Regions from separate parts of the Homo sapiens genome. Here region 2 is linked to region 1. The links are chromatin loops, found by intact Hi-C in ENCODE. Cell type or tissue: chondrocyte. All regions are shown on one strand. Links, peaks and the distances in the headings refer to the core of each region. The heading gives the core; the rest is flanking DNA. Region 1 overlaps SHANK2 (SH3 and multiple ankyrin repeat domains 2). Region 2 overlaps SHANK2 (SH3 and multiple ankyrin repeat domains 2).

Region 1 (8,325 bases), core at 183-8,182:
ATCTCGCCACTGTACTCCAGCCTGGGTGACAGAGCAAGACCCCATCTCTTAAAAAAAAAAAAAAAAAAAAAACTGGACGTGCTCAACAATGGGTTGCCATAAACCTTCAGTTTGTAACAAATGCAGTATCCCCAAAGCACAATAAAGCAAGGGGTAATAAAACAAGATATGCCTCTGCATCTTTTTTATACCTTTTCTCTGAATGTCGGACTCGCTGTTCCATACCATTTTGTAACCTACCCTTTTTTTCTGAACATGTGGGGAATATTTTTTCCTGTCGGTAAGCACTGTCATCCATGCCTTTGATGGCTGCGTAGAATGCCCCAGACCAATTTCGTTTTTCCCTGACTCTCATGTTTACAGATGTACCCGTGGTGCCGCGACAGGCTCCTTTCTCCAGATCGCTCTCCCCGCTTCTCCCCTCTGCCCCATTAGGGCCTGTCTAGTTAGGGGTCCTGTTGGCCAGGCTGCCTTTAGAGAAAGCATTTAGAGGAGGGACTGGCAAGTGCATTGCTTCATTTCTTGGTGATTCATGTGGCGTGGCATCCCTGGACATCTGAGAGAACTGCTTTCATAAAGCCCGGCCCAGCTCGCCGTGGAACTCTGTACGGCAGTGGAAGTGACGCAACAACCCTAGTGTTGTGGTCGGGAGAGCAACACAGGCCCTCAGCAAAGGGAGTGGGCTGCAGAGGAGCCATGGGCTAGAGTGTGACCCCATTTTGTTCAACAAGAGCACTGGCATGTGTCTGTATTCCTGCATGTGCCCAGCGGTGCATGGAGAATGACCTCGAATAACAATCTTCGGAGTGACGTTTGAGGTCGTCTCTGGGAGAGGAGTGAGGTGGGGGAGGGAAGAGGGAGACTTTGCCTTTTCTGCATTATTTTCATCTTTCCCAGGAGTGACGTATTCTGGGATGGCGTCTCTAGGCTCTGCCCACTCTGGGGGGGTGAGGTACTGGTGTCCTTCCCCGTTCCGGGGAGCGGTACCCTCGAGACACCTGCCCACTCCCGGCTCCAGCTGCGAGCCGTGCTTCCCTCGCCATTCCCCTAGGATAAGGGTCAAGAGATATAAATAAGGGAAGGAAATGCTTTTTTCAAATTGCTAAATTTCTCATTGCCAGTTGGTTTCCACAGCAACGGTGCCAGAGGCTGGCGATCTGTACTGAGAGTCTGCGTCCCAGCATGTGCCCCTTGGCCAGCCATGCAGGGGCCGCCTCGGAGTTAGCTTCCGAGGTCTCTGTGAAGAGTAGTGTGTCCAGGCTGCCCAGCTCTGAGTGACAAGCTATGCAGCACCTTGGGGCCCTCCTTGCCACTAGCCCCGGCCACGCCTTAAGAGAAGCCAATAGGTGACCCCGGCCCCAGAACCTCCCTCATTCGCACCTGCCCCTCCTGCCCCCAGCAAGCCTTCTAAGGCGCAAGTGATCCTTGTGCCCAGCTTTTAAAGATTCTTCCAGAGGGTCCCTGAGGAGGCACCCCATTCCCATCTTCCTGATCTGCCCCCACTGCCCACCTCACAGCTCTCTTTCCTCAAGCACTCCTCTCTCCCTTGCTGACTCCTGGGCGACATTCAGTCCTGACAGTTACATCCTAGAGAAGCCTTCCCTGACCTTCCCCCTAATTAGAATAGCCTCCACCATGTTACACAACCCAGGGCAGGCACCTGTGCGATTCTCCAAGAAACTTCACCACACTCGTGGCTACTTGTTCAGTTGTCACTTGCAGGTTGCAAACTCCACAAGGTCAGGGTTGAATCGGTCTTTTTCCCAGCTGTCTCCCTATGGGAGGTTGTCATTAAACAGTTCAGATAGCTGTTGGATGGATGGATGGATGGAGGAATGGATGAAGGATGGGTGGATGGATGGATGGGGGGAGGATGGGTGGATGCATGGATGGATGGATGGCTAATTGGATGGACAAATGCATGGGTGGGTGGGTGGGTGGGTGAGCAAATGGATAGATGAGTGGTTGGGTAGTTAAGTGGATGGATGGATAGAGGATGGGTGAATGCATGGATGGATGGATGGATGGATGGCTAGTTGGATGGACGAATGAGTGGGTGAATGGGTAGGCAAATGGATAGATGAGTGGGTAGTGGGGTGGGTGGATGAATGGATGGAGGGATAGATGGGTAGATGGATACATGAAAAGAGAGATGGATGGATGGGTGAATACATGGATGAATGAATGAGTGGGTGGGCGGGTGGATGGATGAATGGATGTCTGGATAAAAGCAAGCCTGTCCTTATTAGGAACAAAGAACAGGGAATGATTCTGGTCAATTTGTGTTAAATGCCAGGTGAAATTGGAGAGTATTGCAGGGCAGTGTGGCCTGGGACTTAGAGCTGTGAGGACCTGGGGCAGCTTTACCGACTGGCTGCTTCCCCATTCCTCCCTCATGCTGTCCCTGCCCCACTCTGCCAGTCTGTTCTATTGTCACTGGTCCCAAATTCTCTGCTTCAAAAATCAGCCCATCCAGCTGGCTCTACTGGTCATCCCTGCCCCATTGGCAGTGCCCTTTGCATCAGCTCTTGGCTTTAGCCCCTGCCAGCCAGTGGATGGACCACCTGTGATCAGGAGCCCACCCTCGAGTCAGGCGGTCTCCCAGGGCCCAGAGCCTGGCACCATTTCCCTTGAGCCAGAGTGGGCGTGCTGTGGCCTGAGCTGTGCCAGCTCAGAGGGGCTGCGAGGCGGTATTCACCATGCCCCCACACACAAAATCCAGTGCATCCAAGCCCCTGGGGTGGTAGCCACGGAGCTCAGGGGCTTGTCCTCCAGCCCTTAGGCCTCTGCGTCTCCGCTGACGATCTCAGGCACCAGCATGCACCAGACCGTGCCAGCACTGCCACTCTTTTCAGAACATGTAGTGGAATGACACAAAACAATTGCCTTCAGGGACTTGCTTTCCTGGATCCTTTGTCAGGCAGGTCCTGTGTACCGCAGTGTTTTAAAATGTAGGTTTTATTATTATTCAGGTATGGCGAGACCAACGGATCAGGGGGACAGCTGCTAACTCACTCTTCCCAGGAGGTAGGGGAGGCCATGCCTTGGGGGCCATTCAGGGAAGCACAAGGTCCATTAGGAGGCAGAGGGAGAGGGGGGAAATGTGGACAGGAGCTTTACCATGATTTCTGCAGGAAGGAGCAGACTAAGTAGGCAGTGTAAGTGGGTTTAGCGTTGGCAGCTGGAATCATTTCAGAGCTCTGGGGCCTAGGGCCTGTCCCTGGCTGTCCGGTACCCAGCCCTGGGGTGATGGGGGCAGGGTTAGTGGCTGGGAGCATGGGACCCGGATAGAGGAGGGGTGGGGTGGCCTCTGTTTTAGTTGGTTAGCATTTGAAAATCCAGCTCTCAGGTGAGCTGTTTACTTTCTCTAGGAATTGCCTGATTCTTGAGGGGCCATCCCTCCAGGGTCAGCAAAACCCTGGATGCCAGAGCATCAGAAAGAGAAAATAAAAGACACAGATGATAGGCCTGTCACACGGGATCGGAACACAGACTCAGCCCTGCATGTGATTCGAGCGCCAGGATGCCTGGCTTAGTAACTACCTCCTACCTTCGGACTCACCAGACCCGCAAGTGTGCCCTTGATCCAGGCCCCACTCTCAGAGCTGGGGACACATCAGGGGCCAACCAAGGGCAGAGTGGAGCCAAAGCGCTGGCAGGTAGACCCGAGTCACAGGCAGCCATCACGGCCGATAATTGAATGGCTCTGGGGGTCGGCCGGGGATGAGACCTTGAGGAGCATGCTCGCGGTGGCTGCAGAGTCATGCACGGTGGTCAGGCCATGCCCAGAGGTTAGAGGGAAGCAGGAGGGCTGTGCAGCTGGGCTGAGCAAGCTGCAGAGAGTGGCAAGGGAGAGAGGGGAGGCATGGCTGGGCCAGGCCGTGGGAACCTGTGGGCCACTGGGCCATGCTGGCTTTTACCTGTGAGGAGCGGGCAGCCCGCAGACGTTATACCGTGGGGTGATGGTGAGATCTTGTTGGGTTGCGGAGGATCGTTCTGGCCACTGGGTGGACAAAAGACTGCAGAAGGGACACACAGCCTCGATGGTTCATTAGGAGGCTCCTGACAGTGAGCGTGGAGTGGACAGGCTCCAGATTTTATCCTGAGCCACTCAAGATGGAGGGGGCTCAACCCCAGTGAATTTGGGATTCGATGACCCGGAGTGCATGTTTTCCGTGCCATCTGGGCAGCTGGCATTTAGCTGCGCTTTCCTGGCACTGCCCTCCTTGGAGCCAGAAGTCAGCCAGCCCCTTGCAAGAATCAGAGCTCATGAAAATCGCACCTGCCAGTATTCACCGAGCACTTGCTGTGCTGTAGGCACAGGGCAGGACTGGACTCCCTCTGCCTGTGCCACAGCCCCGAAGATCAGGGCACTGTGGATGCTGCTGCCACACGCTGGCCCCTGTTCTGCGGCTGGATCTTCTGGCTCTATCCTGGCCCTGTACCCTTGCCCTCCAGGTCACCTTCTCGCCACATGCTCCCTCTGCCAGCAAGGCCTCCTCCCACCTCTTGCATCAGTTGGGGACATGCTGCTAGGCCTTCTGGAGTCAGCCTGGGAATCCCCCATCTTTGGAGCCATACCTGAGCCCGTAGATAGATGAAGGCATCCCCGCTCTGGCCTCCGTAACTCCCTTACATGTTCTCAGCCACAGCCCAGTGCCCCTGCCCCAGGGCCAGGCACCATGCAGATTCTCCCCCAATCTTCCCTCTGTCCCCCGCTCCATGTGGCTGTCAGAGTGCTGAGCTGCACCCCCAGCCACAGGGCAGCACCCTGGCCCCACGAGCCTGCTGCAAGCCTCAGGAGAGTGAGCTGCACAGCAGACCCTGCCAGTGATTCCTGGGGCTTCTCAGACCTCACCAACACCTGAGGGTCCTGCTCATCAGACACGCACACCCCACCCCCATCCCCAGCCCAGACTGACTGACTCAGATCACCAGGGAGAGGGCCCAGGGTCTACATTTGTCTAAAGCCCCCCAGGTGGTTCTGAAGCTCCGCCAGCTTCTAGAACACCACCATAGCACACACAGATGCTGCCTGTGACACGCTGTGTTTTCGGCTGTCATCTCTGGGATAAGGCCCCTTCAGGGACCCCGACAGCATCGGAAGTGAGACCCTGCATCCCCACACCCGACTGGGTGCCCACCAGGACCTGTGAAGGCCCATCGCTCCAGGGCCACCCTCAGTGAACGAGGGGAGAGGTTTGCGTATCCTCCCGCTGCCTAGCCTGCACGCACTGGTCAGATATGGACCTGAGCTTATATCTGCTGCCTGCCGCCTCTATAGGGAGCTCAGAGGGACACACTGGCTCAGGGACTCCACAGGGAAGCTGAGTGGGTCCCATCTGCCGAGCAGGCCTAGCAGAGAGCATCTCAACCCAGCCCTCCCGTCACTTGCAGATGTGTGCATGAGCTAATTGGATCCGGCCGGGGCTGGCGGCCTCCACGGCATTCAGTCAGCAGTAGTAGAGTTAGCGGCTTGGAGGCCCCGGATGTGTGGGGACAGTTAGGTGGTCCTTTCAGCTGGTGCCAATGCCAGGCCCCTTCTCATCATGAGGATGGCGGCATTGGCCCCCTGGGGTGGAGCCCCTCTCTGCTTTCTTTGCAAGGCCTTCTCTGACTGATGGCACCTTGGACTCTCCGCCCTGGGTCTGTCTGCTGTCTCCCCAGGCCAACCCCTCCTCTGGCCTCAGCTCTTCGGCAGGGAAAGGAGACTGGACCTGGCCCGGGATCTGTCCCCTCCCATTGACCAGCAGCTCCTAGGGGAGGCAGGATGGCCTCTGTGGGCATGAGGCTCGGGGCAGAGCTGGCAAACATTTACGGCCCCAACCCTCGTGTGCCCAAGAGAGGAGATCAGGAGCTTTGCTCTACAGGACATTAAATCATAGTCCAAAGAGATTAAGTGGCTTCCCAGGGGCCATACCGCTCACACAGCTCAGAGCTGGCAGAGTGAGGCTTGGGGTGAGTTCCTCCAGTTCCAGGGCTGGACTCTCTATACTCATGGAATGCTGCTGTGTGCACCAGGCCCCAACTTCAGTCTTTGCCTTCAGCTAGCTAGCTTGATTGATTGATTGATTGATTGATTGACAGAGTCTCGCTCGGTCACCCAGGCTGGAGTGCAGTGGCACGATCTCAGCTCATTGCAACCTCCGCCTCCCGGGTTCAAGTGATTCTCCTGCCTCAGCCTCCCGAGTAGCTGGGATTACAGGCACGTGCCACCACGCCCGGTTAATTTTTGTATTTTTAGTAGAGATGGGGTTTCGCCATATTGGCCAGACTGGTCTCAAACTCCCAACCTCGAGTGATCTGCCATCTTCAGCCTCCCAAAGGGCTGGGATTACAGGCATGAGCCACTGTACCTGGCCTAGCTAGCTTTAAAGTACAGTGAGTTATGGTGTTGGTGAGAAGTAAAAAAAAAACAGTAACAAAAACTGAAGCACCAACAACCTTAATGTAACACAAAATATACCATTCAGATAGGAAGATGCCATCTTTGAGGAAGGCAGAGGCCTTTCCTAAGGTACTGGAACAGCCAGTCAGGTTTGTGGTTTTATTTCAGTGACTACAAGAGCTTTTCTTCCCTTGCCCTTCAAACGCTAGACTTACTTTTGCCGTCGTCCCTGATGGAGATCCTCATGGTGATTTCTGGAGAAGGGAGTGCCCTGAACCTTAATCTATTCTTGGTCCAGGTGCCTCTTGCCCCTAGATCTGGCATCCCCCCTCCCTGGTGGCTCCTCAGAAGGCCTCGCAGTGACGAACACTTAGGTGCTGATGACGGGGAAGAGCCAGAACTTTGAGAGCCCCTGGACCTGGTGGGCTCCAGGTCAGGGCAGAGTGACAGAGGAGTGTGGGGTGTATACCCACACGTGTGTGCTGCAGCATCCTGGGACCCACAGAGGGAACAGGAGGTGAGCCCCCCAGGGTCCCCCCAGCCAAACTGGCTCCAGACTTTGAGAGCAGCACAGGCTTTGTGGTCTCAGGGTGGCATGAAGATGTGGCCCGTGGCCTGCTGGCCTCGCTGTTCCCGCCTGCCCCAGCCCTGGCTCTGGCTGGGCAGCCAGCAGCGGGGAAGCGGCCTCAGGCCTGAAGAGTGGGAGGAAGTGGCTCCTGTAACCGCTGAGCCAGTGCCACGGCGCTGTCCTTGGTCCTGGCAAAACACCACTCCCTCCTCCTTCATCTTGAGCCCCCGTGGGTGCCACCAGGTGCCCACAATTTCTTCTGGCAACACCGAGCAGACCCAGACTGCCCAGACAAGGCCGGGTCCCCAGCAGCCCAGGCTGCAGGCCCACGCCGCTCATTGGCGGTCCAATTTCATCCTGCAGGAGGGTAAGGGACGCGATTGAGCATTCTGGAGGCTGGCACGGTCTGCAGTGACAAAGGGATGTTCAGAGACACCCTGCTGGTGGCCCCCTGGACACTGGGGCCATTTGGGGTACAGGGCTGAGCTCTCACCTTGTGGCTCATTACAGGGTCTTCAGTTGCAAAATGTAGCCAGTAAGGCTGCGCTGTGCCTCAGCCCAGCCACCCCACGCCCCTGTTTATTAATGACCAAAAGGGAGGGGCTGGTCTGCAAAGTGTCCCTTCGCAGCAGCCTGGTGGATGTCCACGGCTTTCTGATGTTCTCAGCCTTGTAGAAGTCAGCTGTGCACTTCCCGTGGCTGAGGCATTGGCAGCAAGTCACCACGAACCTGGTGGCTTCCAGCAACACGTGTTTATTATCTTAGCGTTGTGAAAGCCAGAAGTCCAATGCAGGGCTCACTGGCCTAAAGTCAAGGTGTGGTCAGGGCTGGTTTCTGCTGGAGGCTCCAGGAGAGCCTGTTTCCTTGCCTTTTCCACCTTCTAGAGGCCGCCTGTGTTCCTTGGCTTGTGGTCCTCCATCTCCAGCCAACAGCGTATCCCTCCAACTTCTGCTTCCATCCTCACCTCTCCAGCTCTGCTCCTCCCGGCTCCTCCTCCACTTATCAGGACGCTTGTGATGACGCTGAACATCAGGGCCATCTCCAGGTCTTCATCACATCTGCAAAGTCCCTTTTGCGGCTTATGGTCACACAGGTCCCAGGGATTAGGGCGTAGACATCTTGCAGCCGTGGCTTTGCTGACCACAGCAGGCTGACCTGCACAGGACAGGTCCCGGGGACACCGGGGGTCCTGGGATCCGGCCCAGGCCCGGGAGACACCACCTGGGGCCCAGCTCCATCCATGCCTGTCTTACATTCATGCCATCACCGCCCAGGCCTGGGAGATGCCACCTGGGGCCCAGCCTCATCCATGCCTGTCTTACATTCATACCATCACCCAAGACTGGGCTTTGCCTTATGGGGTGGCCTG
Region 2 (8,325 bases), core at 242-8,241, 68 kb before region 1:
TCTCACTCAGTGAAACCTGGCTGGGCGTCAGTCACCTGAGGGTTATAGAAACCTCGTCTCCAGCCCACACGCCCTGAATCAGAATCATGAGGCGAGAGCTGGGCATCCATGAAAGCTGCAGTGGTGATGCCGGGGGTCCCAACAGGCAGGCAAGGTGATGACCCACTGGCCCAGTGCAAGTTGACATTCCAGCCTCTTGATGTGGCCTGCCAACTAAAGTCTCCTCGACCCAAACACAAGCAGGTGCTGCGTTAATCTCCTAGTCTTAAGACTAGGACTGTCTTCCACAAACCCCTTGTTTGACAACCTAAATGTTGTTTCTTGAATGACTTTTGTGATCTAAAATATCCTGTAACTGAGACATCCTTACAGTTCAACTCAACAGCAGGCAGGCAGAGGGCAAACAACATTTGCAACAAATGTCCCAAGAAGGCTGTGTCCTTGTTTATAGCAGCTGAGCTGGATCTCCAAACCCTACAAGCCCTGCAGTGCTCCGCTTAACCCTCACAGTCATCCATATAGCATGTGTGTTCCTCCCCATTTTACAGATGGGGAAACTGAGGTACATAGGTGCAGTAACTACATGGCCATGTAGCTGGTGAGTGGAGAAGGTGGAATTCCAACCCACATTGTCTGACTCTGTAATGTCATGGCTCAAAGATGCCTGAACAACACTTTGATGTGCTTTATGTATAAATGGGCAAAAGGTAAAAAGAAAAGCAGTGCGGTGACTGTTTTATTTTCAAATTAGCAAATACTTTTTTGTGACTATACTCCTTGCTGGTGACAGCACTCATGTGTTGCTGGGGGAAAGCCTAAGTTGCCATAAATGTTTTCACAATCAATGTGGTAGTATGTAACAAGAGCCATAAAGCTGAACCAGGAATTTTACATCTAGGAATCCATGCTAAGGGAATAATTTTTTAAAAAACAGGTAGAAATCACGCCTGTAATCCCAGCACTTTGGGAGGCCAAGACGGGTGGATCACCTGAGGTCAGGAGTTCGAGACCAGCCTGGCCAATATGATGAAACCCCGTCTCTACTAAAAATACAAAAAATTAGCTGGGCGTGGTGGTGCGTGTCTGAAATCCCAGCTACTCAGGAGGCTGAGGCAGGAGAATCGCTTGAACCCGGGAGGCGGACGTTGCCGTGAGCCGAGATCACGCCACTGCACTCCAGCCTGGGTGACAGAGCAAAACTCCGTCTCAAAAAAAAAAAAACAAAAAAAACAAAAACAAAACCAGGTAGCAATTACAGTGTGGCAAAAACAAGGAGTTGGGGCAGGGAGGGGGCGGGGCTAATAGGAGAATGGTTCAGTGGCAATGGACATCTGTTGTGAATTCATAAGAAAGCATTAAAAATGATGTTTACAAGGAGCTCTTAATACCAACCAGAAAAGGTTACATTCTACTTAGTGAGAAAGGCAGAATCAAAATGATCAGCACAATATCATCTAATACCATCTTTCCCCAGTATAGTCATAGAATAGAAAACAAAAAGGAAAGGAAATATTAACCCCTAGGTGGTGAGATTGTGTTATTTTCTCTTTCTTTCAGATGTTTGTCTCAGATTTCCTAGAATCGAAGTATTCATATTTTGAAAAGTATCCATTTCATACATAGGAAACTGTGTCTTAGAAGAAAGTTATCTCACAGAGGAGACAAATGTTCAGCCCCCTTGGCACAGATAGTGCTGTTTGCTGTCAGAGGAAAAAGCCTTCCTGGGCATTAATTAATTTCCCGGGGCCATTCCTTACCCGCCTGCTGCAGGGCTCTGATGACGCCTATGGTTTTTGTGATTGTTTTCTTGGCCCTGAAGTGGCCAATCTCATTTTTGTGTTAATTTCTGCAAATAGGTTTTCCCTTGCAGTTAAAGCAGGTGGCAGTATCCTTCATCCTTGAAAAGTGGTGCTCGAGTTTGCTAATTACATTTTCCTCGTATTAAATACTTGCACGAGAGAGGGCGTGGATCTTCTTTATACTCGTGGTTTGTATTTAAGTCAGGATGCTAAGAGGGATGCCCTGGTGTTTTCCTCGGAGACCCTGGGAGTATCTCATAAGGCCGGGTGTGGTGGCTTATGCCTGTAATTCCAGCACTTTGGGAGGCCAAGGCAGGCAGATCACTTGAGGTCAGGAGTTCGAGACCAGCATGGCCAACATGGTGAAACCCTGTCTCTACTAAAAATACAAAAATTAGCTGGGCATGGTGGCATGTGCCTGTTAATCCCAGTTGATTGAATGCCAGCTCTGTGCTCAGCGCCTCTGACTAGCAGTCCAGTGCTGAGAGCCCAGTTCATCTCAGGTGATTCTGCTACTGTCACAACCACCCAATTTATCAACAGGAATACTGGGACCCAGCAAGCCTAATGACTGATCATGCTGAATATGGACTTCATTTTCTTTCTTTTTTTTTTTTTTTTTTTTTTGGAAGGCTGAGGCAGGAGAATCACTTGAACCCGGGAGCGGGAGGTTGCAGTGAGCCGAGATCGCACCACTGCACTCCAGCCTGGGCAACAGAGCAAGACTCTGTCTTGAAAAAAATATATATGTTTCTTGGGCTGGTATTTTAAAATGGGACTTGAGAAATGTGAGGTGGCCTCTAGCATGTTTGACTTTGCAACCAAGCTGGTGTGAAGAACAGTTGTTAGAGCTCGCTGCTCAAGGGTCAATCCCCACAGCTTCAGAGTTAAATATTACTTGGAGGAAAGAAAATGAAGTCCAGGCCGGGTGCAGTGGCTCACGCCTGTAATCCCAGCACTTTGGGAGGCCAAGGCAGGCGGATCACGAGGTCAGGAAATCGAGACCATCCTGGCTAACATGGTGAAACCCCGTCTCTACTAAAAATACAAAAAAATTAGCCGGGTGTGGTGGTGGGCGCCTGTAGTCCCAGCTACTCGGGAGGCTGGGGCAGGAGAATGGTGTGAACCTGGGAGGCGGAGCTTGCAGTGAGCCGAGATTGCTCCACTGCACTCCAGCCTGGGTGACAGAGCGAGACTCCATCTCAAAAAAAGAGAAAAGGGAAAGAAAATGAAGTCCAGATGCAGCATGATCAGTCATTATGCTTGCTGGGTCCCAGTATTCGTGTTGATAAAATGGGTGGTTGTGCTGAACTGGGCTCTTAGCACTGGACTGCTGGTCAGAGGCGCTGAGCACAGGGCTGGCATTCAATCAACTTTCTTTTTTAGAGACAGGATCTTGCTCTGTTGCCCAGGCTGGAGTGCATGGCACAATCACAGCTCACTGCAGCCTTGAGCTCCTGGGTTCAAAAGATCCTCCCACCTCAGCCTTCCAAGTAGTTCAGACTACAGGCACGCACCACCATACGTAGCTAACTTTTGTACTTTTTTATAGAGCCAGAGTCTTGCTTTGTTGCCTGGGCTGGTCTCAAACTCCTGGCCTCAAATGATCCTCCCACCTCAGCCTCCTGAAGTACTGGGACTAAAGATGCATGCACCCCACCCGGCCTCAGTCAGTATTTGTCATTGATTATCATCTTGTCTTTCATCATCATTAATGATGCCTGACTCAGAAGAGGAAACCAGTGGCTATTAGTTGAACAAACGGGGATAATAATATTATAATAATGACTGATGTTTGTTACCACTATTATTTGAAGCATGTAGCAGTCACAGGGCACACCCACCATGTGCCAAGTACGTCGGACACTTCCAGCCAAGAGTACATGAGCCATGGTTTCCTTGTGCCTCTGTTGTGAGGAACATCACTAATAGAGGTACCTGTCCCACCCCACCCGCCAGCCTCCAAAGTCCCTGGCAGGCATATCTCCTCCTTTGGCTCAAACCACTGCTCCCAGAGCACTTACCAGCCTGTACAATTCTCTGTTGGCATGGGTCTGGCTTTTAGATCACCTTGGAATTCCTATTCCTGATGCCCACTTTGCCCTCTAGCAGCAAATCCCAGGGCCAAGGCCAGAGCCCTGTTGTGGTTTGCCTGGTGCCAGCATCCCTTGGGTTTAGTGGTTCAGCCACATCACACAGCTCACATTTCTCTAGCTTTCCTTTTGGGGTATTGTGAGAGACTTTGTCACATGTCCTGCTGGTGGACCTGATGACCAATCTAGGAACTCTCCACCCCATCCCCAAAATTTCTTCCACTCTTATTTAGATGGTTTTGAATGGCTACTTAATAACCAAGTTAAAGACCAAACACCAGCTGATGTTAGCAGGAACCCAGGGTGACTGCTGAATTCTTCAGCCAGGGTCACATTGGTGCTTTGGTCATCAAGGCCAATATTTCATTGCATTCACACCAAAGACAAACAGGGTCTGTCCTGCATCCCTCTTGAGTGTGGGGTGTTTCTGTCCTGGCAGCTCAGTGGCTTCTCACCGTGTCGTCAGGATCCATTGACCAAGGGTAATAGCATTGGGGGCCTTTACTCTCTAAGGCTAATAGCACTGGGGATCTTCAGTCTCTGAGGCCAACAGCATTGGGGTCTGCTCTCTGAGGCTTAATGCACTGTGGTCTTTCTTCTCCCAGACAGAGGCCACTGCTCTGTGGGGAGCCCTGGATGGCGGGGAGGTTGGATCCCTTTTCTGCATGTGGCCTTCTGGGCCTGGGGAGGTCGTTCTCTTTGTCCTCCATATTGACTGGGAACAGGTGGTTCGGGCTGAGGAGTGGCCCAGGAATCTTGCTGAGAAGGTGGATGCGGGCAGCTCGGCAACTGCAAATCTGAAGTCTTGGCTCGTTCATTTTGGGGTTCTAATTTGAAGCATCAGTGATTTCAATTTCAGGCTATAAAAAGATTCAGAATCACTTCAGGGGACCATGGCTGCTGTGCTCAGATGCCATGGGACTGGCAGATGGCAGCACACAGGGTTGGAGAGAGGCAGAGAGGAGCCGCGGTCAAGGGCACAGGCTGTGCCATATGATCCAGGTTTGAATCCAGGCTCTGCCTCTTCCTAACTGTGTGAACTTGGGCAGGTTGCTCATTTCTTGGCCTCAGTTTCTTGAACTGTAAATAAAAGTGTGTGTGAAGCATGTAGCAGTTTCTGGCATCATGAGTTCTCAACAAATGGTGGCAATTGTAAAAATTACTTCTGAAGCTTCACTCATTCATTTCTGAAGCATACATTCTGCCTCCCAGGTACTGGGCTGGAAGAAAGACGTGAATCAGACACAGTTCCTTGAGGAACACACAGTCTAGAAGGGGTAGGCAAAAAGCAGAGTGTGGTGAAGGCCCCAAAGTAAATCAGGAAAAGGGCTTCATGAAAGATGGTGTTGGCTCCAGGCTTTGATGGGTAAGTGAGGTTTTTGCAGGCAGAACTGAGGAGGAAGGTCTTGAGCAAAAGCTTAGGGGGTCAGGAATGTTCAAGGTGGATTTGGGGAGTGATCAGATGCTATGAAGCTGGGCATGACCGGCTGGTCTAGTGGGGGCCTGGGTTGTTAGTGAAGTAGGTACAAATGTGTGTGGCTGTACAGCTGCACAGAGCAAGAGCATTGCTGGATCTCTCCAGGGTGCTGAACCCTTGTGTGGCATGGTCTCTCTCCAGGGTGCTGAACCACTCCAGGGCACTGGCTCTCTGCAGGGTGCTGAACTAGACAGCTGGGAGGATTGGATGCAGCCTTCCTCAGGAGTCTGGAGAAAGCCCTCAGCATGTCCCCTCCCTCCATCCCTGCACCTTTCATTTCTGTCCCCTGTGTCCTTGGAGTTTCTGGGCATAGAGGCTCATTACTTAGTGACAGTCTCATCTACTCGATGGAGAAATCTCTTCCACAAGGAGGGGCCAAGGAGCCAACATGGTTGAGCATCTGCTATGTCCTGCCATGTCCATCTGCATCTGCTTTGAGCCCCACTCCCCTCACCACTGAGGTTTCAGCTCACATGATGCCTTCTCAGAGAGGCCCCTCTTGGCACCCTCAGGTTGCCCTGACTCTCACACTCACACCGTGTGCTTCCATGACCATAGGAATCATACATCTCCCGTGTTAGGTGACTGACTTACTATCCACCTCCCTCAGGGAACATTCCCTGTGGGTCAGAGAGTTTGCTGACCAGGTCTCTGCTACATCTCCAGCATGCAGCACAGTTCAGAGAGATTAAGAAGCCTGCCCAGGGCCCTCCAGGGAGGTCTGAATCTAAGCTGACTCCAAAGCTTGTTTCTTTTGCACTGTGTCTGTCTGATGCTCCAGGTAAGTCCCAGATCATTGGGATGTAATCTTAACAGCCATCTTTTTCTGTGTGTGGATGCTGTACACCCAGCCCCAGGCTACATGGAGCGAAGGCTGCAGGAGGCATAGTGGGCTGACATCTCCATGTTGGAAGCTGCTGGCGCCAGGTCCTCTGATGCACCCATTGGTGCCTCTGGGTCCTCTCCACCTGCCCCCCTCCTCCCTCCCATACACCCACTGCCCACCTCCCAGTGTTCTCAGCAGGCTCTTGTTAGTACTGATTTCTCTTCGCCTTTGGTGCCCTTTCGTGGGGAGTTTCATGATACAAGTGGTTAGACTGGCAAATGAACTGGAGGAAGGCCCTGTGCTAAGTGCCCCACAGGATCTTTTAATTGATGGAGTTTGTCAGCCCTGGGAATTAGGGTGTGTGTGCGCCAACAGTAAGCAGAGTGGGATGAGAAGGGGAGTTAGAGCTGATGCTGTGGAGCCCTGAGAATGGTAGCCCCGCTGTGGTCTCATGAAATCAACCACCCACCAGCAAGTTCTCTACTTCCCTCTCCCCAGGATCTTCAGATGGGTCCCATGGAGCAGACTTTCCCATGCATCTCCTTTGTGTTCAGTCTCCATGGCAGGACCTAGGGGGTCATGGAGATAGACAGGGACGGTCCTGGGCATGTGCACCTCCTTCAGCACCCTCAGGGCTGGGGTTGCAGATGGAGGAGTGGGTTATATGGGTGAGAAGGGGAGATGGCACGTGTGCCAGGCCAGTGAGGAGATGAACGTCGCCATTGGACACTCTCTCTGGTCTCCGGAATGTGCCACACCCCTCCTGTCCCCAGACACTTGCCCACAGTTTTGCCTCCTCCACCTGCTTTACCAGGGCACCTCCTGCATCTGCTCCCTGAAAGTTGCCTGTGATGCCCGCTCATAACCCTCTGCCATAGTCACTTCCTGCACATGCCCCATCAGATAAGGGACCACCCAGAGCCGAGCACATGGCAGGCCACCAATAAATATTCCTTAAGGAAAGGAAGGCACCACTGAGGAGAGCACAGCCAGGATAGAACTTCCGTCTTGGACAAGGGTCTCCTTCCTCCCAAACCCCTTCCCCCTCTCCATCAGGGCCTGAACTTGAAAAGCTGATGGAGGTGGAGGGGTGGATTCATTTACATCAGAGAGAGCGTGAGAAGCCAGCCCTTCCCTGGAAGGTGCCAGCCTTCTCTCCCCAGGCCCACTGGAATCCTGAGGGGTTTACAGGGGGAATTGTACCCCTGGTCCTAGGAAATTTTGAGTAAACTTTACCCCCATATCTGCCTGATAGCCAGCTTTTACATTAGCATTATTTCACTGTGTTTCGAGTAAATCATGTCAGACACAAATAAAATTGGTAATGCAGAGAAGCCAAAGAAAAAACCAGGGATGCTGCCACCAGGAGACAGTGTCCGCATAACAAGGCTTATCTTTGTGGAATTTTACTTCTTTATATGTGTCTGTTAGTAATACATTTTGTCATGTGTTTATACACTTTTTTTTTCACTTGGGTATGTCTTTTTTATTGTGGTAAAATACACAGACCATAAAATTTACCATCAAACCCATTAGCACTCACTCTCCATCTCCCTCCCAGCCCCAGGCAAATACTCATCCCCTCTGGGTCTTGGGTCTGCCTGTTCCGGGCATTTTCCACCCACAGAATCATGCTCTAGGCAACCTTTTGTCTGGCTTCTTTCAGCATCGTGTGCTTTAGGTTCATCCGTATGGTAGCATGTGTCCGTACTACCTTCTGTTTGTGGGTGAATAACGTTCCACCATGTGGTTAGACCACAATTAGTTTATCCATTCACTAGTTCAGGGACACTTGGGCTGTTTCTAACTTATGGTTGTGAATAATGTCGACATAAACGTTTTTGTACCAGTTTTCGTTTTCAGTTCCTTAGGGTACATACCTAGGAGTGGAATTGCTGGGTCAGGTGGTCATTCTGTGTTTCTTGAAACTGCTGATGCACACCCCAGAGTCCCCATCCGGGGTGGGATGGGCGGGTGTTCAGTGAGTGCTGAGTTCACCACCTTCGTCACATGCCTGGGCAGAAGGACCGCAGAGGGAAGGGGGTCCTGTCCCCTTTTGTTAAGACAGAGCTCAGATCCAACAAAAGCTTAACTGCTGAGCAGCATGATACAGACTGCAAATAAGACTCC

The links. Hi-C counts contacts between places; a loop is a spot of excess contacts. Peaks named below come from ENCODE experiments on the same cell type or tissue, not always from the same donor. Only the 100,000 strongest peaks of a DNase experiment are listed, where the experiment ranks them.
Region 2: it touches region 1 in a loop (2.1-fold over the local background); 2 of 110 quality-filtered maps call a loop at or near these places.

Annotation. Positions count from the first base shown.
Region 1 is chr11:70,579,446-70,587,770 of GRCh38, reverse strand. The region is part of intron 17 of SHANK2 (SH3 and multiple ankyrin repeat domains 2); the gene reads left to right. Among named protein-coding and RNA genes, the nearest start is that of SHANK2-AS1, 43 kb to the left of the region's middle. RefSeq lists enhancers at 2,561-3,101, 3,653-4,155, 4,156-4,657, 4,658-5,160, 8,160-8,325. In chondrocyte, for the core only: no CTCF peak of the experiment used is centred there; DNase peaks (open chromatin) are centred at 1,280, 4,480, 5,170, 8,180 and 6 weaker places.
Region 2 is chr11:70,647,669-70,655,993 of GRCh38, reverse strand. All of the region lies in intron 17 of SHANK2 (SH3 and multiple ankyrin repeat domains 2), which reads left to right. Among named protein-coding and RNA genes, the nearest start is that of SHANK2-AS1, 25 kb to the right of the region's middle. RefSeq lists a silencer at 5,376-5,670. In chondrocyte, for the core only: no CTCF peak of the experiment used is centred there; no DNase peak of the experiment used is centred there.